Regions from separate parts of the Homo sapiens genome. Here region 1 is linked to region 2. A link is an interaction called in ENCODE POLR2A ChIA-PET data of the cell type or tissue named here. Cell type or tissue: B cell. All regions are shown on one strand. Each heading gives the region's core, and the rest is flanking DNA. Links, peaks and the distances in the headings are about the cores only. Region 1 overlaps LOC124904620 (a long non-coding RNA gene). Region 2 overlaps LONP1 (lon peptidase 1, mitochondrial).

The links. Peaks named below come from ENCODE experiments on the same cell type or tissue, not always from the same donor. Only the 100,000 strongest peaks of a DNase experiment are listed, where the experiment ranks them.
Region 1: POLR2A ChIA-PET joins it to region 2 with 10 read pairs; 2 of 35 experiments call an interaction of 5 or more read pairs at or near these places.

The regions. Positions count from the first base shown.
Region 1 is chr19:4,774,080-4,790,505 of GRCh38, reverse strand. It overlaps LOC124904620 (a long non-coding RNA gene), which reads left to right. Exons shown (of 2, transcript XR_007067103.1): 2 at 4,979-5,441. Among named protein-coding and RNA genes, the nearest start is that of FEM1A, 9.4 kb to the left of the region's middle. RefSeq lists a silencer at 9,362-9,562. In B cell, for the core only: no CTCF peak of the experiment used is centred there; no DNase peak of the experiment used is centred there; H3K27me3 peaks cover 1,435 bases.
Region 2 is chr19:5,695,113-5,703,436 of GRCh38, reverse strand. It overlaps LONP1 (lon peptidase 1, mitochondrial), which reads left to right. Exons shown (of 18, transcript NM_004793.4): 9 at 2,510-2,648; 10 at 4,232-4,410; 11 at 6,680-6,767; 12 at 7,066-7,188; 13 at 7,267-7,383. Among named protein-coding and RNA genes, the nearest start is that of RPL36, 9.0 kb to the right of the region's middle. RefSeq lists enhancers at 4,367-4,466, 7,732-7,781. In B cell, for the core only: no CTCF peak of the experiment used is centred there; DNase peaks (open chromatin) are centred at 4,276, 6,146, 6,996 and 7,579.

The sequences.
Region 1 (16,426 bases), core at 4,720-12,719, 920 kb after region 2:
CCTGGCATTTTTTGACAACAATGAATTATATTATGAAAAAGAAATCTTTGGTGACCCGAATTCTTTATTTTTAAAGTTTATTCGAGGTGTAATATATATACAATAAAATGCATTTTTAATAAAGAGGACAGGTTTGGCCGGGCAAGGTGACTCACACCTGTAATCTCAGCACTTTGGGAGGCTGAGGTGGGAGGATTGCTTGAACCCAGGAATTCGAGACCAGCCTGGGAAACATAGCACATCTCTACAAAAATAGAAAAATTAGCCGGGCGTGGTAGCGTGCACCTGTTGTCTCAGCTACTCGGGAGGCTGAAGTGGGAGGATCGCTTGAACCTAGGAGGTCAAGGCTGCAGTGAGCCGTGATTGCACCATTGTACTTCAGCCTGGGTGACAGAGGGAGACCCTGTCTCTAAGATAAATAAATAAAAATAAATAAAGAGAACAGGTGTGACAAACATGCAGCTATGTAGCCAGTATCACAACCAAGATGTTCAACAGCGTCTTCATTCAGAATTGTTATCTCATGCCGGCCGGGCGCGGTGTCTCACGCCTGTAATCCCAGCACTTTGGGAGGTCGAGATGGGTGGATCACGAGGTCAGGAGATCGAGACCATCCTGGCTAACACGGTGAAACCCCGTCTCTACTAAAAATACAAAAAATTAGCCGGGCGTGGTGGCAGGCGCCTGTAGTCCCAGCTACTCGGGAGGCTGAGGCAGGAGAATGGCGTGAACACGGGAGGCAGAGCTTGCAGTGAGCCGAGATCGCGCCACTGCACTCCAGCCTGGGCGACAGAGCGAGACTCCGTCTCAAAAAAAAAGAATGTTATCTCATGCCCTGTTGATCAACGCCTTTGTCCACCCGCAGCCACTGGTAACTGCTGATCTGTTCTCTGCGTTTCATACTAACAGCACAGAAACGGAAAAATGCAGTATGCGGCCTCTGGGGTCTGCAGCTTTCATTCAGCACAATGCATTCAAGATGCATCTATGCTGTTACGTGTATTAGCAGTTCGTTGCCTTTTATTACGGAGCTGTATTCCATGGCAAGAACGAGCCACCATTCTTTTATCCATTACGTGATGGTTCTTTCCAGTTTTAGATGATTACAAATAAAGCTGCTATAAACTTCTGCGTACAGGTCTTTGTGTGGAAATATGTTTTCATTTCTCTTGGGTAATGCCTACGAGTGTAAGTATTCTTTTTTTGTTGTTGTTGTTTTCTTTTTCTTTTTTTCTTTTCTTTTTTTTTTTTTTTGAGACGGAGTTTCACTCTCATTGTCCAGGCTGGAATGCAATGGTACGATCTTGGCTCACCACAACCTCCACCTCCCGGGTTCAAGCAATTCTCCTGCCTCAGCCTCCCAAGTAGCTGGGATTACAGGCATGTGCTACCATGCCAGGCTAATGTTGTATTTTTAGTAGAGACGGGGTTTCTCCATGTTGGTCAGGCTGGTCTCGAACTCCTGACCTCATGATCCGCCCGCCTCGGCCTCCCAAAGTGCTGGGATGACAGGCGTGAGCCACCTCACCTGGCCACCAATTGTTTTTTGATGCTTTCTCATGTGTGGTACAACATGAAGAAATGCCTCCAAATAGGATTTCATGGCATATTTGAAATGTTTTTAATGAACAGTTCAACCATTTGAAATATACACACACATACCCTGAAGTTTTTTTTTTTTTTTTTTGGCGGGGGGGAGATGGAGTTTCACTCTTGTCGCCTGGGCCGGAGTTCAGTGGTGTGATCTTGTCTCGCTGCAACCTCCACGTCCCAGGTTCAAGTGATTCTCCTGCCTCAGCTTCCCAGGTAGCTGGGACTACAAGCGCGCGCCACTACACCCAGCTAATTTTTGTGTTTTTAGTAGAAATGGGGTTTCACCGTGTTGGCGAGGCTGGTCTCGAACTCCTGGCCTTAAGTGATCCACCCACCTCGGCCTCCCAAAGTGCTGGGATTACAGGCGTGAGCCACCATGCCTGGCCACTTCATTGTATTTTAATGTCCTTCCACAGATGGCAGTGTCTTGCAATATAATTGTTCTTTCCACGAAGCAATTACAGGATTTATTTTAAAAAATTAGAGGGACTGTGGTCCAATAACAGGACAGCAGCTTAAAGTTGCATGTTAAATGTCTACTTTTGAGACTTCCACAGTGCACCTGGGACTGGCCATAAGACCATTTAGGGGCATGAGAAGCTCCAGCCAGATGGACCTTGGTCAACCCCCGGGACACTCTTTTTGCCTGTTATAGTATTTGGCACCGTAGGGAGGCTAAGCGTTTTGAGTGAAAATACTTTACGAACCATTTGCCTCTCAACACAGACAAGAGGTTAATTCTAAAAGCTGAATTCCTGGATTCAACAACCAAGTCCACGGCCAAACAGCTGCATGGCTTTGGACAGTGGCCCAAGCTCCCTGAACATAGCTTTCTCATCTGTAAAATGAGAACATAGGAGCGTGAGAGAGAAAACATGTCTAAAAGTGCTTTGTGGCCAGGTGCGATGGCTCACGTCTGTAATCCCAGCACTTTGGGAGGCTGAGGCAGGAGGATCCCCTGAGGTCAGGAGTTTGAGGCCAGCCTGGCCAACACGGTGAAATGCAGTCTCTACTAAAACTATAAAAATTAGCCAGGCGTGGTGGTAGGCGCCTGTAATCCCAACTACTCAGGAGGCTGAGGCAGGAGAATTGCTTGAACCTGGGAGACAGAGGTTGCGGTGAGCTGAGATCGTGCCACTGCACACCAGCCTGGGTGACAGAGCGAGACTCTGTCTCAAAAATAATAATAATAAATAAAAATAAAAAATAAAAAAAGTGTTTTTTAGGCCAAGTGTGGTGGCTCAATCCTGCAATCCCAGCACTTTGGGAGCCCGAGGCAGGCAGATAACCTGAGGTCAGGAGTTCAAGACCCACCTTGCCAACATGGTGAAACCTCGTCTCTACTAAAAATAGAAAAATTAGCTGGGCATGGTGGCGGGCGCCTGCATTCCCAGCTACTCGGGAGGCTGAGGCAGGAGAATGGCTGGAACCAGGGAGGCGGAGGTTGTGGTGAGCCGAGATGGCGCCACTGCACTCCAGCCTGGGCGACAGAGCGAGACTCCGTCTCAAAAAAACAAAACAAAACAAAAAAACTCCCAAAACACAACAACAACAACAAAAACAAAGATAACAAATAACAAATGCTCACAAATTCACTATTTTTGTTACTATGTCCCACTATGTTCTATGTTTCCTGGGTTATTCAAGTCCACTGCACCTGCCCAGTGGTACCGGGATACTGTGTGCTGGGGTCCCCCTGCACGTTCCTTCCGACTATCCTGTTCTTTTTTATTTGTTTGTTCTTTGAGACGGGGTCTTGCTGTGTTACCAGGCTGGAGTGCGGGGATGTGATCTCGGCTCACTGCAACCTCCGCCTCCCGGGTTCAAATGATTCTCCTGCCTCAGCCTCTCAAGTAACTGGGACTACAGGCGCACACCACCACGCCCAGTTAATTTTTGTATTTTTAGTAGACGTGGGATTTCATCATGTTGGCCAGGATGGTCTTTATCTCTTGACCTTGTGATCCACCCGCCTCAGCCTCCCGAAGTGCTGGGATTACAGGTGTGAGCCACCGCGCCCAGCCCCCATACCCTGTTCTATGGCTCCTTGGTGGTAGCTGGAAATCATTCTTGGCTTGAATATTTACACCACAGGAAATGGGCAAATGCTAAAAATCAGCAAACCTCCTGCCTCCAACCTCCTCCCTCCAACCTCCTCCCTCCCTCCAAGCTCCTCCCTCCAACCTCCTGCCTCCAATCTCCTCCCTCCCTCCAACCTCCTCCCTCCAACCTCCTCCCTCCCTCCAACCTCGTCCCTCCCTCCAACCTCCTCCCTCCCTCCAACCTCCTCCCTCCAACCTCCTCCCTCCAACCTCCTCCCTCCCTCCAACCTCCTCCCTCCCTCCAACCTACTCCCTCCCTCCAACCTCCTCCCTCCAACCTCCTCCCTCCAACCTCCTCTCTCCCTCCAACCTCCTCCCTCTAACCTCCTCCCTCCAACCTCCTCCCTCCTTCCAACTCCCTGGGAAGTTGCAGTGAGCCAAGATCATGCCACTGAACTCCAGCCTGGGCGACAGAGAGACTCCGTCTCAACAAAACAAAACAAAACAAAACAAACAAACAAAACAGAATTTACCCCTCCAGAGTGTGCAGATGTTGGTGTATACTGACTCACAAGAGCTGATCGTTATATTTTCAGGATTTTTTTTTCCTACCAGTTGTTAATCATGGCCAATATTGAAAATTAAGACTGAGCACTGTGGCTCACACCTATAATCCCACTATTTTGGGAGGCCGAGGTGGAACGACGATCCTTTCAGCCTATTTTTCCCCCCGTAGCATACATCACTTTCCAACCTACCCTGCTGTATAATTAACAAATTTAGAATGTTTGTTCAGGGACTCTTCTCTGTCGTGTTCACTGCTGCATTCCTGTTTCTAGAACAGAGTAGGTGCTCAATAAATATCCGTGGAAGCTGGGCGCGGTGGCTCACGTCTGTAATCCCAGCAATTTGGGAGGCTGAAATGGGCGGATCACCTGAGGTCAGGAGTTCGAGACCAGCCTGACCAACATGGAGAAACCTCGTCTCTACTAAAAATACAAAAATTAACCAGGCGTGACAGCGCATGCCTGTAATCCCAGCTACTCGGGAGGCTGAGGCACAAGAATCGCTTGAACCCGGGAGGGAGAGGTTGTGGTGGGCCGAGATCGCGCCATTGCACTCCAGTCTGGGCAACAGGAGCAAAACTCCATTTCAAATAATAACAATAATAATAATAATAATAATAATAATAATAAATATCTGTGGAATGAATAAAGTCATCACCCCAGGAAGCACATTGTAACCACAGCACCACTCTGACTACTATTCTGTGGGGCGGGCACCTTCTGGAGGTCTCCACTGCTTTATTTTCTTTCATCTGATTTTTAATTTTTTTCCTGCAGCCCCGCCGGTTTCCAAGGATGCAACTATGAAGAGACACAGTGGGGGCTACGATTGGGTCGTGACTGTGGCCCACGCCAGGCGAGCGTCCCCGCCCCAGCCCCTCTGCCATCTGCGTGCCTGTTCTCCCGCTACCTGCCCCCGCGCCAGGATCCAGGCTTGCAAACGTCCCCATGCCATGCGCAGGCACATCTCGGGCGGCCAGCCAGGCACACGCTGCGGGGTGTCATTAGCTGCAGTGCCGCCTAAACGCGGCGGCCCGTGCAGAACCACGGCCAGGCCACCTGCACGGGCCAGGGAGGTGATGGGGACAGCGAGAGACATGCCAAACCCCACTGGGGGGTTGGGAGGGGAGGCGCTTTCATCCTAAGGTGACTTCCGTTTTTTTTTCTAATAAAAAAATATTTTAAACATGGGGATAAATAGAGAAAAAGACAAAATAGACCCCATCATAGCAATGCCAAAGATGAGACAGATTTATTTATTCCATAAATATCTACTGAGAGGATATTGCGTGTCTGCACCGATTCCGGAGCTGAGCTAGACCAGGGAGCAAAATAAAACAAAACGGACCCTTAAAAAAACATTTAAGGCTGCGCGCGGTGGCTCACGCCTGTAATCGCAGCACTTTGGCAGGCCGAGGCGGGCGGATCACGAGGTCAGGAGATCGAGACCATCCTGGCTAACACGGTGAAACTTCATCTCTACTAAAAATACAAAAAAAGAAATAGCCGGGCGCGGTGGCGGGCGCCTGTAGTCCCGGCTGCTCCGGAGGCTGAGGCAGGAGAATGTCATGAACCCGGGAGGCGGAGCTTGCAGTGAGCCGAGACTGTGCCACTGCACTCCAGCCTGGGCAACGGAGCGAGACTCCGTCTCAAAACAAAAAAACAAAAAAAAATTTTTTTAATTTCAATAGCTTTTGGGGTACAAGTTGTTTTTGGTTACATGGATGATTGGTAGTGGTGAAGCCTGGGATTTTAGCGCAGCCGTCACTCAGGTAGAGTACATTGTACCCAATGCGTAGTTTTCTCGTTTTGCTTTTTTCTTTTCTTTTCTTTTCTTTTCTTTCTTTTTTTTTTTTCTTAAGACAGAGTCTTGCTCTGTTGCCCAGGCTGGAGGGCCGTGGCAAGATCTCGGCTCACTGCAACCCCCAGCTGCTGGGGTCAAGTGATTCTCCTGCCTCAGCCTCCCAAGTAGCTGGGATTACAGGCGCCTGCCACCATGCCTGGCTAATTTTTGTATTTTTAGTAGAGACAGGATTTCACCATGTTGGCCAGGCTGGTCTCAAACTCCTGACCTCAGGTGATCCACCTGCCTCGGCCTCCCAAAGTGCTGGGATTACAAGTGTGAACCACAGCGTCTGGCCCCAGTATGTAGCTTTTTATCCCTCACTCTCCACTCCCTCCCCGCTTCTGAGTCTCCACTGTCCATTATACCATTTTTTTAATTTAAATTTTTATTTTTTGAGATAAGGTCTTGCTCTGTTGTCCAGGCTGCAGTGCAGTGGTGCAATCATAGCTCACTGCAGGCTTGAACTCCTGAGCTCAAGTGACCCTCCCGCCTGAGCCTCCTGAGTAGCTGGGTCTAGAGGCATGTACCACAACACCCAGCTAATTTTTTTTAGATGCTTGTGGGGTCTTGCTATACTGCCCAGGCCGGTCTCAAACTCCTGAGCTCAAATGGTCCTCCCTCCTTCTCCTCCCAAAGTGCTGGGATTCCAGGTGTGAGTCACTGTGTCCCACCTATTATTTCACTCTGTATGCCTTTGCAAACCCATAGCTTAGCTCCCACTTATGTGAGAATACACAGTATTTGGTTTTTCATTACTAGTTACTTCACTTAGAACACTGGTCTCGGCTGGGTGCGGTAGCTCGCCCCTGTAATCCCAGCACTTTGGGAGGCTGAGGCGGGCAGATCACCTGAGGTCAGGAGTTCGAGACCAGCCTGGCCAACATGGTGAAACCCCATCTCTACTAAAAATACAAAAATAAGCTGTGCATGGTGGCACATGCCTGTAATTCCAGGTACTCAGGAGGCTGAGGCAGGAGAATCATTTGAACCTGGGAGGTGGAGGTTGCAGTGAGCCGAGATCTTGCCACTGCACTCCAGCCTGGGCAACAGAATGAGACTCCATCTCAAAAAAAAAAAAAACAAACAAGTCTGGGCTCGGTGGCTCATGCCTGTAATCCCAGCACTTTGGGAGGCTGAGGCGGGCAGATCACAAGATCAAGAGATCAAGACCATCCTGGCCAACACAGTGAAACCCCGTCTCTACTCAAAATACAAAAATTAGCTGGGTGTGGTGGTGCACGCCTGTAGTTCCAGCTACTCAGGAGGCTGAGGCAGGAGAATTGCTTGAACCTGGGAGGCAGAGGTTGCAGTGAGCCGAGATCATGCCACTGCACTTCAGCCTGGGTGACAGAGCGAGACTCCGTCTCAAAAAAGAAAAGAAAAGAAAAGGAAAGAGACGAGAAGAGGAGTAAGTGTATTAGTCTGCTTGGACTGTCATAGCTAAATGTCACAGGTTGAGTGGCTTAAACAACAGAAAGTTATTTTTCCACATTTCTGGAGCCTAGAAGTTCAAGATCAAGATATGGGCAGAATGAGCTGAGTATGGTAGGGCACGCCTGTAGTCCCAGCTACTTGAGAGGCTGACATGAGGGATTGCTTGAATCCAGGAGGTCAAGACTAGTGTGGGCAATGCAGCGAGACCCCGTCTCTATGAAAAAATTTAAAAAGTTAGCCAGGTACAGTGATGTACACCTGTGGTCCCAGCTCCTTGAGACGCTGAGGTGGGAGGATCTTGACCCCAGGAGATGGAGGCTGCAGTGAGCTATGATCGCACCACTGCACTCCAGCCTGGGTGACAGAGCAAGACCCTGACTTAAAAACAAGAAAGATATGGGAAAGATTGATTTATCTTGAGGCCTCTCTCCTTGGCTTGGGCAAATGGCTACCTTCCCAGTGGAGCCCTGCCCCAAGCTCCTGACCTACAGAATCCATAAGATATAAGAAAATGATTAAAAAAAAAAAAAAAGGGTCTGTCTCTGTTGTCCAGGCTGGAGTGCAGTGGCATGATCTCAGCTCAGTGCAACCTCTGCCTCCTGGGTTCAAGCAATCCTCCCACCTCAGCCTTCCAAGTACCTGGGACTACAGGCCTGTGCCACCATGTCCAGCTAATTTTTGTATTTTTGTGTAGAGACGGTGTTTCACTATGTTGCCCAGGCTGGTCTCAAACTCCTGAGCTCAAGCAATCCACCCACCTCGGCCTCCCAAAGTGCTGGGATTACAGGCGTGAGCCACTCCGCCCAGCCATGATGATTGTTTTAAGCCTGAACATTTTGGGGTCATCTGTGGTGCAGTAATAGTAACTGGGATTGTGCCACGTGCTAGCTGGTAGCTTTAATTTGCCTGTCTATAATTACTAACCAAATCACACAGTTCCCCAAGAGTTTGTTTACGATGTCTGTTTCCTCTCCGGGGAATTGTCTGTTCATTGGGAAAATATGCCATGGTTTAGTTTCTAAGAAACAGTCTCAGTGTGTCTCCCACTCCCTGAAGGGACTAGATAGATTTATATAATGTAGCACAGCCTGAAGGCATTAGTATGTATCTTTGTTTCATTTCTTCATTCATTTAAACATTCAGCCACATTTATTTATATTCTTAGCACCTGCTATGTGCTGGGCTGTGTGCTGGATCCTGGTTATATAGCAGTAAACAAGCAGATGTTGTTCTCAAGAGCCCAGAATCTGATGGGAGGAGAATAACTCAAGTTAGACTGTGTGGTTGGGGATGCAGGAGCCTGAGAATGAATGGATTGTATCTGGCTGGGGAGGGAAGGAGGAACCTGGGAGATACTTCATGTGCGAGGCTAGGTCTTCAAGTATGGACAGGGATTTTTTTTTTTTTTTGAGACAGAGCCTTGCTCTGTCACCCAGGTTGGAGTGCAGTGGCTCAATCTTGGCTCACTGCAATCTCCGCCTCCCAGGTTCACGCCATTCTCCTGCCTCAGCCTCCTGAGTAGCTGGGACTACAGGCGCCCGCCATCACGCCCAGGTAATTTTTTGTATTTTTAGTAGAGATGGGGTTTCACCGCGTTAGCCAGGATGGTCTCAATCTCCTGACCTTATGATCCGCCCACCTCAGCCTCCTAAAGTGCTGGCATTACAGGCGTGAGCCACCATGTCTGGCCTGGACAGGGATTTTTTTTTAGGTAGAACTTTGGAAGAAACAAATGGTCCAGATTGCTCTAGATACCTAAATTGACTTAACAAACGACCTCAAGGTTACTGACATAAACAACAACCTATTATTATTACTTGTCATGGTTCTGAGAGTGGACTCTGCTAGACAGTTCTCACTGGGGGCAGTTCGTATGTGGTTCAAGTCAGAAGGAGGCTGGGGTTGGAGTCATCTTGAAGGACCTCAACTGGGACTGCCGGCAGGAACACCTCCATGTAGCTTGAGCTTCCTCACAAGATGGCTGCTGGGTCCCAGGAGCAAGCATCCAGAGAGAGAACCAGGCATAAGCTGTATCGTATCACCTCTTATCACGCAGCCTCAGAAGTCATAGTGTCACTTCTGCCACATCGTATTTGCCAAGTCTAGCCCACTTTCAAGGGGAGAGAATTGGATCTTCACAAGAAAACAGAGTTAGATGTTTGTGGATTTTTTTTTTTTTTGTTGATGTTGTTGTTTTTGAGACAAAGTCTTGCTCTGTCGCTCAGGCTGGAGTGCAGTGGCGTGATCTTGGCTAACTGCAAGCTCCACCTCCCAGGTTCACGCCATTCTCTTGCCTCAGCCTCCTAAGTAGCTGGGACTACAGGCGCCCGGCACCACGCCCGACTAATTTTTTGTATTTTTAGTAGAGACGGGGTTTCACCGTGTTAGCCAGGATGGTCTTGATCTCCTGACCTCGTGATCCGCCCACCTCGGCCTCCCAAAGTGCTGGGATTACAGGCGTGAGCCACCGCGCCCAGCAGCCACCGTGCCCGGCTGTGGATGTTTTAAGACCATCACACAGGTGGAAGGAAGAGACAGCACCAAAAATGCAGAGGATGGACAACCTGGCAGGTATGGTACATTCCGTATTGTATTGACATCCCTTGCTCATCAGACAGCATTTTGGCTGGGGGTGGTGGCTCATGCCTGTAATCCCAACACTTTGGGAGGCCAAGGCAGAAGGATCACTGGAGCCTAGGAGTTTGAGACCAGCCTGGGCAACACAGTGATACTTCATTTCTACAAAAAATAAAAAAATTAGCTTGGCATGGTGGTGTGTGCCTATAGTTAGCTACTTGGGAGGCTGAGGCAGCAGGATCTCTTGAGCCCAGGAAGTCAAGGCTGCAGTGAGCCATGATCATGCCACTGACTCCAGCCCAAGCTACAGAGTGAGACCCTATTTAAGAAAAGGAGCATTTTAGGGAAATTCTCCATCAAAGATGAGGTCCCTTGCAGGTCACAGTAGCTCACACCTGAAATCCCAGCAATTTTGGTGGACAAGATGGGAGGATCACTTGAGCCCAGGAGTTACAGACCAGCCTGGGCAACATAGCAAGACCCTGTCTTTTGGCCGGATGTGGCGGCTCATGCCTGTAATCCCAGCACTTTGGGAGGCCGAGGCAGGTGGATCATGAGGTCAGGAGATCAAGACTATCCTGGCTAACACAGTGAAACCCCATCTCTACTAAAAATACAAAAAATTAACCAGGCGTGGTGGTGGGCGCCTGTAGTCCCAGCTGCTCGGGAGGCTGAGGCAGGAGAATGGCGTGAACCCGGGAGGCAGAGCTTGCAGTGAGCCGAGATTGCACCACTGCACTCCAGCCTGGGCAACAGAGCAAGACTCCATCTCAAAAAAAAAAAAAAAAGAACCTGTCTTTTTTCTTTTTCATTAAGGACCTTAAGAGACAACCCTCATCTAGCCTTCTAACAGAAATGTTATGGAGTAGCAGGCATACCTGCTTTTTCTCTCTCTTATTTATTTATTTATTTATTTATTTATTTTTGAGACAAGATCTCACTCTGTTGCCCAGGCTGGATGGAGTGCAGTGGTACAATCATAGATCACTGCAGCCTTGACCTCCCAGGGCCAAGCAATCTTTCCTTCTACCTCAGCCTCCTAAGTAGCTGGGATTACAGGTGCATCACCATGCCTGGCTAATTGTTTATTTTTTGTAGAGACGGGGTCTCACTATGTTGCCCAGGATGTCTGCTTCCTCATAACAAGTAAAAGAGAAACTTTTATGTCTACAATTTTCTGTAATTTTCTTTCTTTTTTCTTTTTTTTTTTTTGAAACGAAGTCTTGCCTGTCACCCAGGCTGGAGTGCAGTGGCACCATCTCAGCTCACTGCAACCTCTGCTTCCCCGGTTCAAGCCATTCTCCTCCCTCAGCCTCCTGAGTAGCTGGGACTACAGGCGCCCGCCACCACACTTGGCTAATTTTTTGTATTTTTAGTAGAGACAGGGTTTCACCGTGTTAGCCAGGATGGGCTTGATCTCCTGACCTTGTGATCTGCCTGCCTTGGCCTCCCAAAGTGCTGAGATTACAGGCATGAGCCACCATGCCTGGCCTAATTTCAATTTCTGAAAGATTGTTACTAGTATATAGAAATATAATTAATGTTTTATATTGTTCTTGGAGCCTGCAATCTTTTGTAGATTCTGTAATATTTTCTACATAGACAACCATGGCACCCGTGAATAAACACAGTTTTACTTCTTTGCAATGTGGATGCCTTTTTTTTTTTCTTATGCACTGGCTAGAACCTCCAATACAATATTGAATAGAAGTGGCAGCTGGATGTGGTCGCTCACGCCTATAATCCCAGCACTTTGGGAGGCCGAGGCAGGTGGATCACCTGAGGTCAGGAGTTTGAGACTAGCTTGGCCAACATGGTAAAACCCCATCTCTACCAAAATACAAAAATTAGCCAGGCATGGTGGTGGGCACCTGTGATCCCAGCTACTAGGGAGGCTGAGGCATGAGAATCACTTGAATCCGGGAGGCGGAGGTTTCAGTGAGCCGAGATGGTGCCACTGCACTCCAGTCTGGGCGACAGAGTGAGATTTTGTCAAAAAAAAAGAAAAGAAAAAAGAAGGAAGGAAGAAAGGAAGGAAGGAAGGAAGGAAGAAAGAAAGAAAAGAAAGAAAGAAAGAAGGAAGGAAGGAAAGAGAGAAAGAAAGAAGGAAGAGAGAAAGAAGGAAGGAAGAGAAAGAGAAAGAAAGAAAGAAAGGGAAAGAAGGAAAGAAGGAAGGAAGAAAGGAAAGAAGGAAGGAAGGAAGGAAGGAAGGAAGGAAGGAATGATGAGAGTCGGCTGGGCATGGTAGCTCACATCTGTAATCCTAGCACTTCGGGAAACTGAGGTGGGCAGATCACTTGAGGCCAGGAGTTTGAGACCAGCCTGACCAACATGTTGAAACCTTGTCTCTACTAAAATTACCCCCAAAAAATTAGCCAGGCGTGGTGGTGCACACCTGTAATTCCAGCTACATGGGAGGCTGGGGCACAATAATTGCTTGAACCCAGGAGGTGGAGGTTGCAGTAAGCTGAGATCACACCCCTGCACTCCAGCCTGGGCTACAGAGCTGGACGTCTCTGTCTTAGTCCCATTCTAGGGGGAAAGCATTCAGTCTTGTACCATTAAGTGTACTGTTAGCTGTAGAGTTTTTTTGTCTTGTTTTGTTTTGTTTGTTTTCTTGCTGTTATTTTGAGACAGGGGCTTGTTCTGTCGCCCAGGCTGGAGTGCAGTGGCACAATCATGGCTCACTGCAGCCTCCTCCTCCTGGGCTCAAACAGTCCTCCTTCCTCAGCCTCCCAAGTAGCTGGGACAATAGGCACGTGCCACCACACCCAACTAATTTTTTATTTATTTACTTATTGGTGAGGCATGGTCTTGCCATGTCGCCCAGGCTGATCTTGAACTCCTGGCCTCAAGCAATCATCCCTCCTTGGCTTCCCAAAGTGCTGGGATTACAGGCATGAGCCACTGCTCCCTTCCTGGCTGTAGCTTTTTTTTTTTTTTTTTCAAGACGGAGTTTTGCTCTTATTGCCCAGGCTTGAGTACAGTAGCACGATCTCAGCTCACTGCAACCTCTGCCTCCTGGGTTCAAGCGATTCTCCTGCCTCAGCCTCCCGAGTAGCTGGGATTAACAGGCGCCTGCCATCATACCTGGCTAGTTTTTGTATTTTTAGTAGAGACGGGGTTTCACTATGTTGGCCAGACTGATCTTGAACTCTTGGCCTCGAGTGTTCTGCCTGCCTCGGCCTTCCAAAGTGCGGGATCACAGGCGTAACCCACTGTGCCAGGCCCGGCATACGCTATTTCTGTCCATTCATCTCTTCCTTACCAGCGTGGGGCAGGGCCAGGGGTCCTCCTGCCTGCTAGGCCACAGAGAAGGAGCGCTGTCCACTGCGTGGCTGCCCCCTCTGGTCTTGGGCTGAGCCACAGCTGGATTCCTGCGATTTGGAATGACTGGGATAGAGGGGTAGAGATTCCAGAACCAGATGTGGGTCGGGGGAGGAGACTCCACTATCTTGCTCTGATGCTGCCGGCTTGTTGTCATGGAAACCAAAGCCACTCTCTTAGGAAGGACCCATTAAGGTGCAGGACATAATCAAGGCTCTCTCTGGCGGCCCCCTGCCCTCCCTAGTGGGAGGCAACCACCGTTTGAGCCCTTGAATGTTGCAGCATTTAAGTTCTGCCCTCCTCCCTCACTTGCCTCCCTACAAAAAAATTCTCCAAAACATACACAAGGGAGCCAAGCAGGCGTCAGAGAAGACCCTCAAGGTTTCTGAACTGACCCCTCCCCAAGCCTGAGGCTTCAGTTCCAGCCCTAGCTGGGGATGATTCACTGGGTGACCGCCACAAACTCCTGTCTGTGTCTTGGCATCCTTCCCTGGGAAAATGATAGAGATACATTACAATTGCCACATTGTCTCTGAATACCAAACTGTTAGAGGGGTGGATGGTAGGGGTTCAACTTGCAGACTGGATCAAACTGCCTGGATTGGGCTGGGCACGGTGGCTCACGCCCATAATCCCAGAACCTTGGGAGGCCGAGGCAGGCAGATCACTTGAGGTTAGAAGTTTAAGACCAGCCTGGTCAACATGGTGAAACCCCGTCTCTACTAAAAATACAAAAATTAGCAGAGCATGGTGATGGGTGCTTGTAATCCCAGCTACTCGGGAGGCTGAGGCAGGATAATCACTTGAACCCAGGAGGCAGAAGTTGCAGTGGGCTGAGATTACACCACTGCACTCCAACCTGGGCCACAGAGTGAGACTCCATTTTTTAAAAAATGATAATAATTGCTACATAGTCTCTGAATACTAAACTGTTAGAGGGGTAGAAGGTAGGGGTTCAACTTGCAGACCCTAGATGATACTGCCTGGATTGAAGTCCTGGCTATGCCACCAGCAGCTGTGCAACCTCGAGCAACTTGCTTGACCTCCCTGGGCCTCAGTTTCCTCTCCTGCAAAATAGGGTGCAATAAGACCACCAACCTCGCAGGAGATCATGTGTCTAAAGCCATCAAAACAGCGTCTGGATAAGGAAAATGTGGTATATCCATGCAATGGAATATGACTCAGCCATGAAAAGGAATGAGGCTCTGACACAGGCTACAAGAACCTTGAGGACGTCAGGCTCAGGTGGGAGAAGCCAGACACAAAAAGCCACACAGTGTGTGATCCCATTTCTATGGCATGTCCAGAACAGGCCAATCCAGAGAGATAGAAATCAGATAAATGGTTGCCAGGGGCTGGAGTGTGGGAAGAAGAATGAGGAGTGACTGCTTTTGTTTTTTTTTTTTTTGAAACGGACTCACTGTTGCTCAGGCCAGGGTGCAGTGGCACAATCTTGGCTCATTGCAACCTCTGCCTTCCTGGTTAAAGAAATCCTCCCAGCTCAGCCTCTCAAGTAGCTGGGATTACAGGCGTGTGCCACCACGCTCGGCTAATTTTTGTATTTTTAATAGATTCAGGTTTCACTGTGTTGGCCAGGCTGGTCTCAAACTCCTGACTTCAGGTGATCCACCCGTCTTGGCCTCCCAAAGTGCTGGGATTACAGGCATGAGCCATTGCGCCCAGCCTCCTCTTTCTTTTTTAAGAGAGGGGAGTCTTACTATGTTGCCCACAACATAGTAAGACTCAAACTGGTATGAAACTCCTGGCCTCAAGCCATCCTCCCACCTCAGCCTCCCGGGTAGCTGGGATGACAGGACATGAGACATTGCACCTGGCTAACCTGTGGATTCTGACACTTAACTCTGGGTGATTAAAATCATAATTTAATTGCTCATGGCCAGGGGAGAAGGGGGTCTCTCTCACACTTTTTTTTTTTTTTCCTGAGACAGAGTCTCGCTCTATCACCCAGGCTGGAGTGCAGTGGCACGATCTCAGCTCACTGCAACCTCCGCCTCCCGGGTTCAAGCAATTCTCCTGCTTCAGCCTCCCGAGTAGCTGGGACTACAGGCTCACGCCACCATGGCCAGCTAATTTTTTTTGTATTTTTAGTAGAGATGGGGTTTCACCATGTTAGCCAGGATGGTCTCGATCTCCTGACCTAGTGATCTGCCTGCCTTGGCCTCCCAAAGTGTTCTGGGATTACAGGTGTGAGCCATCATGCCCGTTTTTTTTGTTTTGTTTTGTTTTGTTTTGTTTGAGATGGGGTCTCGCTCTGTCACCCAGGCTGGAGTGCAGTGGTGCGATCTCAGCTCACTGCAACCTCCGCCTCCCAAGCTCAGGCAATCCTCTCACCTCAGCCTTCTGAGAAGCTGGGACTACAGGCTCGTGACACCATGTTCGACATTTTTTTTTTTTTTTTTGTATTTTTGGTAGAGACAGGATTTCACCATGTTGGCGAGGTTAGTCCTGAACTCCTGAGTTCAAGCAATCCACCTGTCTTGGCCTCCCAAACTGCTGGGATTACAGGCATGAGCCATCATACGCACCCTCTCTCACGTATTTTTTAAGAGGGTCTTGCTCTGTCGTTCAGGCTGGAGTGCAGTGAGGCGATCATTGCTCAGTGTAGCCTCCAATTCCTGTGCTCAAGCAATTCTCCTGAGTAGCTGTGACTACAGTGTGCACCACTGCACCCAGCTGTCACTTTTTTTTCCAACAAGACAACAGCAAAAAATGAAGTATAATGTGTTCTTCTGTCAAGTTAACCAGCCATAACGGCAAAGCCCAGGAGGGCAGTGATGGAAACTCATTCACCTTTTTTAGTTTCTAAAGCCATTGAGCAGGCAGCTGCAAGCTGGGTCCTTGGGGGTGGCTGGGAGAGGGTGGTAAGTTGGTTGGACCTCTGTGGGTAATGGCTCGTCTTTACAGGGGTGTGTGGCCTCCAGGATTTTCTGTGTGATGAAGGTGATAGGCTCAGGCACAAGCATTTATACCCAAAGTGAATATTGGATGCCAGCACTGAGCTAGGCGTGTGTGTGGGGAGG
Region 2 (8,324 bases), core at 194-8,193:
AGTTGCCCTCCCAACCTTCAGCGTCACTCTCCCGGCAGGGGACCTGGCCTCCATTTCCCCACCTGCCCTGGGTCAGGCCTTGTCCCATTTTCTAAGCCTCGTCCCCTCTGTGGTTCTGCTCACTCAGCCCTGGGCAGAAGCCAGTGCCGTCTTGGCTCTCCTGATGAGTCAGCAGTGGACCTCCGGCCATCTCCTCCTTCCTGCACTGGGTGCTTTGGACAGGGCAGTTTGTAAATTTTTTTTTTTTTTTTTTTTTGAGATGGAGTCTCACTCTGTTGCCCAGGCTGGAGTGCAGTGGCACGATCTCGGCTCACTGCAAGCTCCGCCTCTCGGGTTCATGCCATTCTCCTGCCTCAGCCTCCCGAGTAGCTGGAACTACAGGTGTCCGCTGCCACGCCCAGCTAATTTTTTTTTTTTTTTTTATTGATCATTCTTGGGTGTTTCTCGCAGAGGGGGATTTGGCAGGGTCATAGGACAATAGTGGAGGGAGGGTCAGCAGATAAACAAGTGAACAAGGGTCTCTGGTTTTCCTAGGCAGAGGACCCTGCGGCCTTCCGCAGTGTTTGTGTCCCTGGGTACTTGAGATTAGGGAGTGGTGATGACTCTTAACCAGCATGCTGCCTTCAAGCATCTGTTTAACAAAGCACATCTTGCACCGCCCTTAATCCATTTAACCCTGAGTGGACACAGCACATGTTTCAGAGAGCACAGGGTTGGGGGTAAGGTCACCGATCAACAGGATCCCAAGGCAGAAGAATTTTTCTTAGTACAGAACAAAATGAAAAGTCTCTCATGTCTACTTCTTTCTACACAGACACGGCAACCATCCGATTTCTCAATCCTTTCCCCCTTTTCTATTCCACAAAACTGCCATTGTCATCATGGCCCGTTCTCAATGAGCTGTTGGGTACACCTCCCAGATGGGGCGGCTGGCCGGGCGGGGGGCTGACCCCCACTCCTCCCTCCCAGAGGGGGCGGCTGGCCAGGCAGAGGGGCTCCTCACTTCCCAGTAGGGGCGGCCGGGCAGAGGCGCCCCTCACCTCCCGGACGGGGCGGCTGGCCGGGCGGGGGGCTGACCCCCCCACCTCCCTCCCGGACGGGGCGGCTGGCTGGGCGGGGGGCTGACGCCTCCACCTCCCTCCCGGATGGGGCAGCTGGCCTGGTGGGGGGCTGACCCCCCCCCCAACCTCCCTCCCAGACGGGGCGGCTAGCCGGGCGGGGGGCTGACCCCCACTCCTCCCTCCCGGAGGGGGCGGCTGGCCGGGCAGAGGGGCTCCTCACTTCCCAGTAGGGGCGGCCGGGCAGAGGCGCCCCTCACCTCCCGGACGGGGCGGCTGGCCGGGTGGGGGGCTGACCCCCCCACCTCCCTCCCGGACGGGGTGGCTGCTGGGCGGAGACGCTCCTCACTTCTCAGACGGGTCGGTTGCCAGGCAGAGGGTCTCCTCACTTCTCAGGGCTGCCGGGCAGAGACGCTCTTCCCCTCCCAGACGGGGTCGCGGCCGGGCAGAGGCGCTCCTCATATCCCAGACAGGGCGGCGGGGCAGAGGCGCTCCCCACATCTCAGATGATGGGCGGCCGGGCAGAGACGCTCCTCACCTTCCAGACTGGGCAGCCAGGCAGAGGGGCTCCTCACATCCCAGACGATGGGCGGCCAGGCAGAGACGCTCCTCACTTCCCAGACAGGGTGGCGGCCGGGCAGAGGCTGCAATCTCGGCACTTTGGGAGGCTAAGGCAGGCGGCTGGGAGGTGGAGGTTGTAGCGAGCCGAGATCACGCCACTGCACTCCAGCCTGGGCACCATTGAGCACTGAGTGAACGAGACTCCGTCTGCAATCCCGGCACCTCGGGAGGCCGAGGCCGGCGGACCACTCGCGGTTAGGACCTGGAGACCAGCCCGGCCAACACAGTGAAACCCCGTCTCCACCAAAAAAATAGGAAAACCAGTCAGGCGTGGCGGCGCGCGCCTGCAATCGCAGGCACTCGGCAGGCTCAGGCAGGAGAACCAGGCAGGGAGGTTGCAGTGAGCCAAGATGGCAGCACACAGTCCAGCCTCGGCTCGGCATCAGAGGGAGACCATGGAAAGAGGGAAAGGGGAGACCGTGGAAAGGGGAGAGGCAGAGGGCAGAGGCAGAGGCAGAAGCATTTTTTGTATTTTTAGTAGAGACAGGGTTTCACCGTGCTAGCCAGGATGGTCTCGATCTCCTGACCTTGTGATCCGCCTGCCTCGGCCTCCCAAAATTCTGGGATTACAGGCGTGAGCCACTGTGCCTGGCCTGTAAATTGTTTTATAGAGATGGGGTCTTGCTGAGTTGCTCAGGCTGGTCTTGAACTCCTGGGCTCAAGTGATCCTCCCACCTGGGCCTCCCAAAGAGCTGGGATTACAGGCGTGAGCCACCGCGCTCAGCCCCACACATGGGTTTCAAGCCCCTTGCAACCACCCAGCCAAGTCCAGCAGAGAGACAGGCAGCTCGTGAGCTCCACTCAGCATCTCTCCATCTGTCCCCTGGCAGTGTCACCCGCAACTACCTAGACTGGCTCACGTCCATCCCTTGGGGCAAGTACAGCAACGAGAACCTGGACCTGGCGCGGGCACAGGCAGTGCTGGAGGAAGACCACTACGGCATGGAGGACGTCAAGAAACGCATCCTGGTGAGCCCAGTGTCTGGCCTGTTGTGGATTTGCATGTGGGTGCCCGGGCCCAGGACTCTTGTGTGCTGTGGGTTGAGATTTCAAAGGAGCCCCCTGGTGAATTCGTAGGCCTGGGGGTGCTGGTCGGGGGGATCCCGGCGGAGGTAGCATCCTGCCCTGCCCCCGAGGGCTCGAGGATTTCCCAGGTGGACTGAAGTCATGCCTGACGGGCCGGGCATGGTGGGGCTGCTTGTAGTCCCAGTTACTCAGGAGGCTGAGGCGGGAGGATCACTTGAGCCCAGGAAGTTGAGGCTGTGGTGAGCTGTGATCATGCCACTGCACATCAGGTTGGGTGACAGAGTGAGACCCCCATCTCTACAAAAAATTTTAAAATTGCGGCTGGGCGCTGTGGCTCATGCCTGTAATCCCAGCACTTTGGGAGGCTGAGGCATGCAGATCACCTGAGGTCGGGAGTTGAAGACCAGCCTGACCAACATGGAGAAACCCCATCTATACTAAAAATACAAAATTAGTTAGGCGTGGTGGCGCATGCCTGTAATCCCAGCTACTTGGGAGGCTGAGGCAGGAGAATCGCTTGAACCCAGGAGCCAGAGGTTGCAGTGAGCCCAGATCGTGCCATTGCACTCCAGCCTGGGCAACAAGAGTGAAACTCCGTCTCAAAAAGGAAAAAAAATTTTTTTTAATTAGCCTGGTGTGATGTTGCGTGTCTGCAGTCCCAGCTACTTGGGAGGCTGAGGTGGGAGGACTGCTTGAGCCCGGGAGGTGGAGGCTGCAGTGAGCTGTGATGCACCACTACACTCCAGCCTGGGTGACAGAGCGAGACCTTGTCTGAAAATTAATTAATTTTAAATTAATTTTTAAAATATCACTCCTGAGACATTGGAAACCAGGCAGGCAGGTGGGAGTCAAAGGTTAAAAAACAGGAGTCAGAGCCTGGGCATGGTGGCTCACACCTGTAATCCCAGCACTTGGGGAGGCCGAGGCGGGTGGATCACAAGGTCAGGAGTTCGAGACCAGCCTGACCAACATGGTGAAACCTCGCCTCTACTAAAAATACAAAAAAAGTAGCCAGGCATGGTGACTCACACCTGTAATCCCAGCTACTCAGGAGGCTGAGGCAGGAGAATTGCTTGAACCCAGGAGGCTGAGGTTGCAGTGAGATGAGATCGCACCAGTACACTCTAGCCTGGGCCACAGAGCAAGACTCCATCTCAAAAAAAAAAAAAAAAAAAACAGGAGCCAGAGGCATTGGTGGACTGCTTCTCTGGGTTGGACCGGAGAGAGTGGAGCATTTGCGGTCTTCAGGGTCCCGGGAACTGCTGAACGGGCCTGGCACTGCCGGGTGGCCGCGGTCTCCTAGCACCTAGTTGTCCTTTGGTGTTAAATTGTTAAATGGAGCCCTTGTCACAGGCTGCCCCTCCCCGTGGCCAGTGGCAGCTCTGATGTGCTCAGCCTCCCGGACAATCCTGGTCCCTTCTCGCAGCCCTCAGACGTCTGAAAGGCAGTGTGCAGGTGGCGAGAGTCATGCGCGGGTCCCCGGCTTCCCCAGCTCACGTGCCCACTGAACCTGCCTCTGTCTGCAGGAGTTCATTGCCGTTAGCCAGCTCCGCGGCTCCACCCAGGGCAAGATCCTCTGCTTCTATGGCCCCCCTGGCGTGGGTAAGACCAGCATTGCTCGCTCCATCGCCCGCGCCCTGAACCGAGAGTACTTCCGCTTCAGCGTCGGGGGCATGACTGACGTGGCTGAGATCAAGGGCCACAGGTAGGCCTGGCCTGACAGCTCTCCCCACGCACTCCCCTCAGCTGTGCTGCCGGGCTTCGTCTTCTCCGGTCACCCTTTAACATCTGGTAGAGCAATCCGGGTTGTGGGCAACCGATTCCACTCATGCTGGAGTAACTGAAAAGTCCAGCCATGTGGCGGACTTCAGGCCCAGCTGATTCCAGGTGCTCAAACAGCGCTGGCAGGAACCTCCATGGCTTGACCCCTGGGAGAGAGACTTCTCGGGCCGGCCCTCAGCAGACACCCCCGGTAGTTCCAGCATAGGACCTGCAATGCCCGGGCCAGAGCTGCAGGGCCGGCGTTTGCCGTGCAGATGCTGGTCTATGTGGGCTGTGGCTGATGCCCCAGGACTAGGGGTGGGGTCGGCTCCACCCCCCACCCCGAAGCCTGTGGGCTGGAGTCAGGAGAGACGGTCTCCAGTGAGGACCGGGCCGCGCACACCAGAGAAACCTTGGCGCCTCTGTGGGCTCACTCGTCCCGGCCAGCCTCAGGCCCAGAAGCAGGGGCCACGGCCCTCAGAGTTCAGCGCCCTCCCACCTGACCCTTTGGGTGGGCAGCCGGGCGCGGCTTTTCTGGGGCTTCCCTCCTCGCCAGCCTCTGTAGACAGCGGTTCTTTGGAAACCGTAGCCTCAGTGAGAGCCGAGTGTGAGGCATCTGCTGAGTCCACCACGTGTTTCCATCCTGCAAGGCATTCACTTGAGTCCAGGTTTAAAGTGAACATTTCTGCCTTCTCTAAAAACATCCCCAGCTCCCGACCTCCCGGCTCAGGCCTTCCTAGCATCTGCCCGCCCGCTGCAAGGGTGACAGCATGCTGGCCCGCGCAGTGTCCAGTCCCCAGGGGGCGGCCACTCTGACCAGCCGGGAGTTGGGAGGAGCTGGAGGAGGTGGGGCCAGTGCAGCTTTGGGGAGTCCCAGATTGACTAGGGGGTGGGGGGTGTGAGGGGGAGGACAGGGGACCTGTTCTGCAGGCCCTTGGTTGGGCTGGGGTCTGAGCAGGAAGGAGCAGCTGGGTGAAGGTGGAGGGGTGGGGGTGGGGGGCACCCAGTCCTTCCTGGGCAAGCGGTTTGAAGTGGTCGCGAAGCCTCTTGGAGCCTGGTTCAGGGATGGCTGGAGGTGCGGGCCGGAGGAGAGACCCTGGCGGGGTTCTGAACAAGCCTGGGTCACCTCTGGCCTTGGGAGGGAGTCACCAGGTAGCGGGGCTGCGGGGAGGGCAGGCGTCTGCTGACGTCTCTGGGTTCCTGAGACAAGGACAAGGACAGGAGACTGGCTGCGGGGCGATGGATCGTTGTTATTAACAGCAGCAAAACCCTCCTTTGCCCCCAGCTCTCCAGGGCTCCCACGTTCCTCGGTCAAAGCCCAAGTTCTCACTGCAGCCCACAGGACCCCGCATGACCTGCCCCACCCCCTCCTCTCTCTCCCTCTCTTCTTCCTCCCCCTCCCTCTACCCCCTTCCCTCTCCATCTCCTCCCTCTTCCCCCTCTCCTCCCTCTTCTCTCCCCCCCTCCTCCCTCTGCCTCAGCCTCATGGCCTCCTCACTGTTCTTCTAACACACCAGGCGTGGTCCTGTTTCAGGGCCTTTGCACGGGCTGTGTCCTGGGCCTGGAACACATCTCTCAGACCCTCACGTGGCTCTCTCCTCACGTGCGTTGCTCGGGGCCTCTCCCTAAGACACTCCTTACCCCCCTGCACACTTAAAGTGTCACACACATCCCAGTGGCATCTCAGTCCCTCCATCCCTGCCTCCCTGTGTCTTCATCCCACAGACAGAGCCTTCCTCACTGTCTCTCGTGGGGCCTGGGATTCTTCTGTCCCTGTCGCGGGCCGGGCCCCTGTGCTGGGGCAGAGCACAGAGCTTGCAGGAAGCCCTCCTGAGAGCCAGTGCTGGCCATGGCTAGTATCACCCCAGCCCTTGAGGGCTGAGGCGTGCCTGGCGTCCCTCAGTGAGGAGTGGGGGCCTTCTGCTGCCAGCGCCTGTCTGGCTTTCACCATGGTGTCAGCTGAGGGATGGGACTGAGGGAGATCTGGCTTTGAATCAGTGACCCCAGAATCTGAGCTGGCGAGTCAGGGCAAGTGACCAGCGTGCCTGCAGGTGCCACACATCCGGCGGCTGCCAGCATTTCCGCCTCCCACATCATGGCCACATCTTGTGGGGCTCCAGGTGGCCTCTCCCCTGTGGCCCTGGAGGGTGCATGGTGTCGTTGTGGCCGAGCCAGGCTACCAAGTGACCTCTGACCCCGCTGTGCACCCACAGGCGGACCTACGTGGGCGCCATGCCCGGGAAGATCATCCAGTGTTTGAAGAAGACCAAGACGGAGAACCCCCTGATCCTCATCGACGAGGTGCGTGCGGAGAGGCCCGGAGACCCCCTAACCCGGCAATGCCGTGTGCAAGATGAAGCCGAGCCTTCCGGGTCCTAGGATCCCCGAGCCAACTCAGGGGCCATCGCCGTGATGCTGGCCCTGATGGCACGGACGGGTCCCTCCCACCCACAGCCACGCCCAGCAGGCTGCCCGTCCAAGGCAGGGTGTGGGTGCCGCTCTCACTCGGGGTCTCCCCAGCCCTGACCCTGGGGTCTCCCCACTGGGCGGGCTGGCCAGGGGCACGGCGAGGGGCACCACCTGCTGTCTGCTGCCCCAGGTGGACAAGATCGGCCGAGGCTACCAGGGGGACCCGTCGTCGGCACTGCTGGAGCTGCTGGACCCAGAGCAGAATGCCAACTTCCTGGACCACTACCTGGACGTGCCCGTGGACTTGTCCAAGGTGGGGGGCCTGTCTGGGGCCTGGGCTTGCTGGGGAGGGTAAGCGGCCAGTCCCCCAGCACCTTGCCGCCGCCCCCAGGTGCTGTTCATCTGCACGGCCAACGTCACGGACACCATCCCCGAGCCGCTGCGAGACCGTATGGAGATGATCAACGTGTCGGGCTACGTGGCCCAGGAGAAGCTGGCCATTGCGGAGGTAAGCCCAGCCCCTCCCCACTGCTGTCCCCTTCCCAGAGCAGGGGGCGCCCCCCAGAGCCTGCAGAGGCCGTGCCTCTGGGAGCTCCTGGGCCCGGGAGAGACAGGTGGGACCTGCGGCCGAGGAGCAGATGGGGCCGTGAGAGACACACCAGACGCTTGCGAGCAGCTGCAGGTGGCGCGAGTGGGCGCAGGGTTTAGGGCCTGGGACTGTCCAAAACACCGCCCACCACCGTCAGGCCACACACTCTGTCTCCCGGGGCCTCCAGGCTGCCCCATGGTGGGGCCCCCACCTGGCCCAGAGTGTAGGGAAGGTTTCTGGCAGCCGGAAGCAGTGGGGCCTGTGGCTCCCACCCAGAATGAGGCTTGGAGGAGAAGTGGTTTCAGTGAGGAGCATGCAGGGGCCCATATTTCTCATGTGTTTTTTTTTCTGCAAAGGTGCTGAGTGCATTTCTCCCCTAGGAGCCCTTTGACAGCCAGTGGTGGGCACTGGTCCCTGCCCTTGAGGCCCTCCCAGCATCCTCGTGTCCCCTGGGGGCTTCAATGCCCACTGCTGGGCCCAGTTCCCAGCCTGACTTCTCCAAGGGACGGGCCTGTAGTTCCTGGGGACAGGACTGGGGGGCATGGGGACCCCTCAGGGCATCAGGAGTGCCCCCCAGTATCAGTGGCAGATGTAGAGTGGCTTGCATGGCTCTGTCCGTCTCACAGATGCCCTCCCCCATGCCATTAGAGCTCAGAACTGTGGCAAGAATTGTGTGGGGCTGTGGGTGACCCTGGAGCCCCTGACCCAGTCCCCTTCCTCATGTGCTGAGGGCAGCAGCCACGTAACCAGTCAGCCACCCTACAGGCCCTGGGTCTGTGTATGGGGCCAGCCCATGGGGCAACCAGGAGGCCTTCCTGGAGGAAGCGGCATCTAAGATACCATTGGGGGATAGGAAGTGG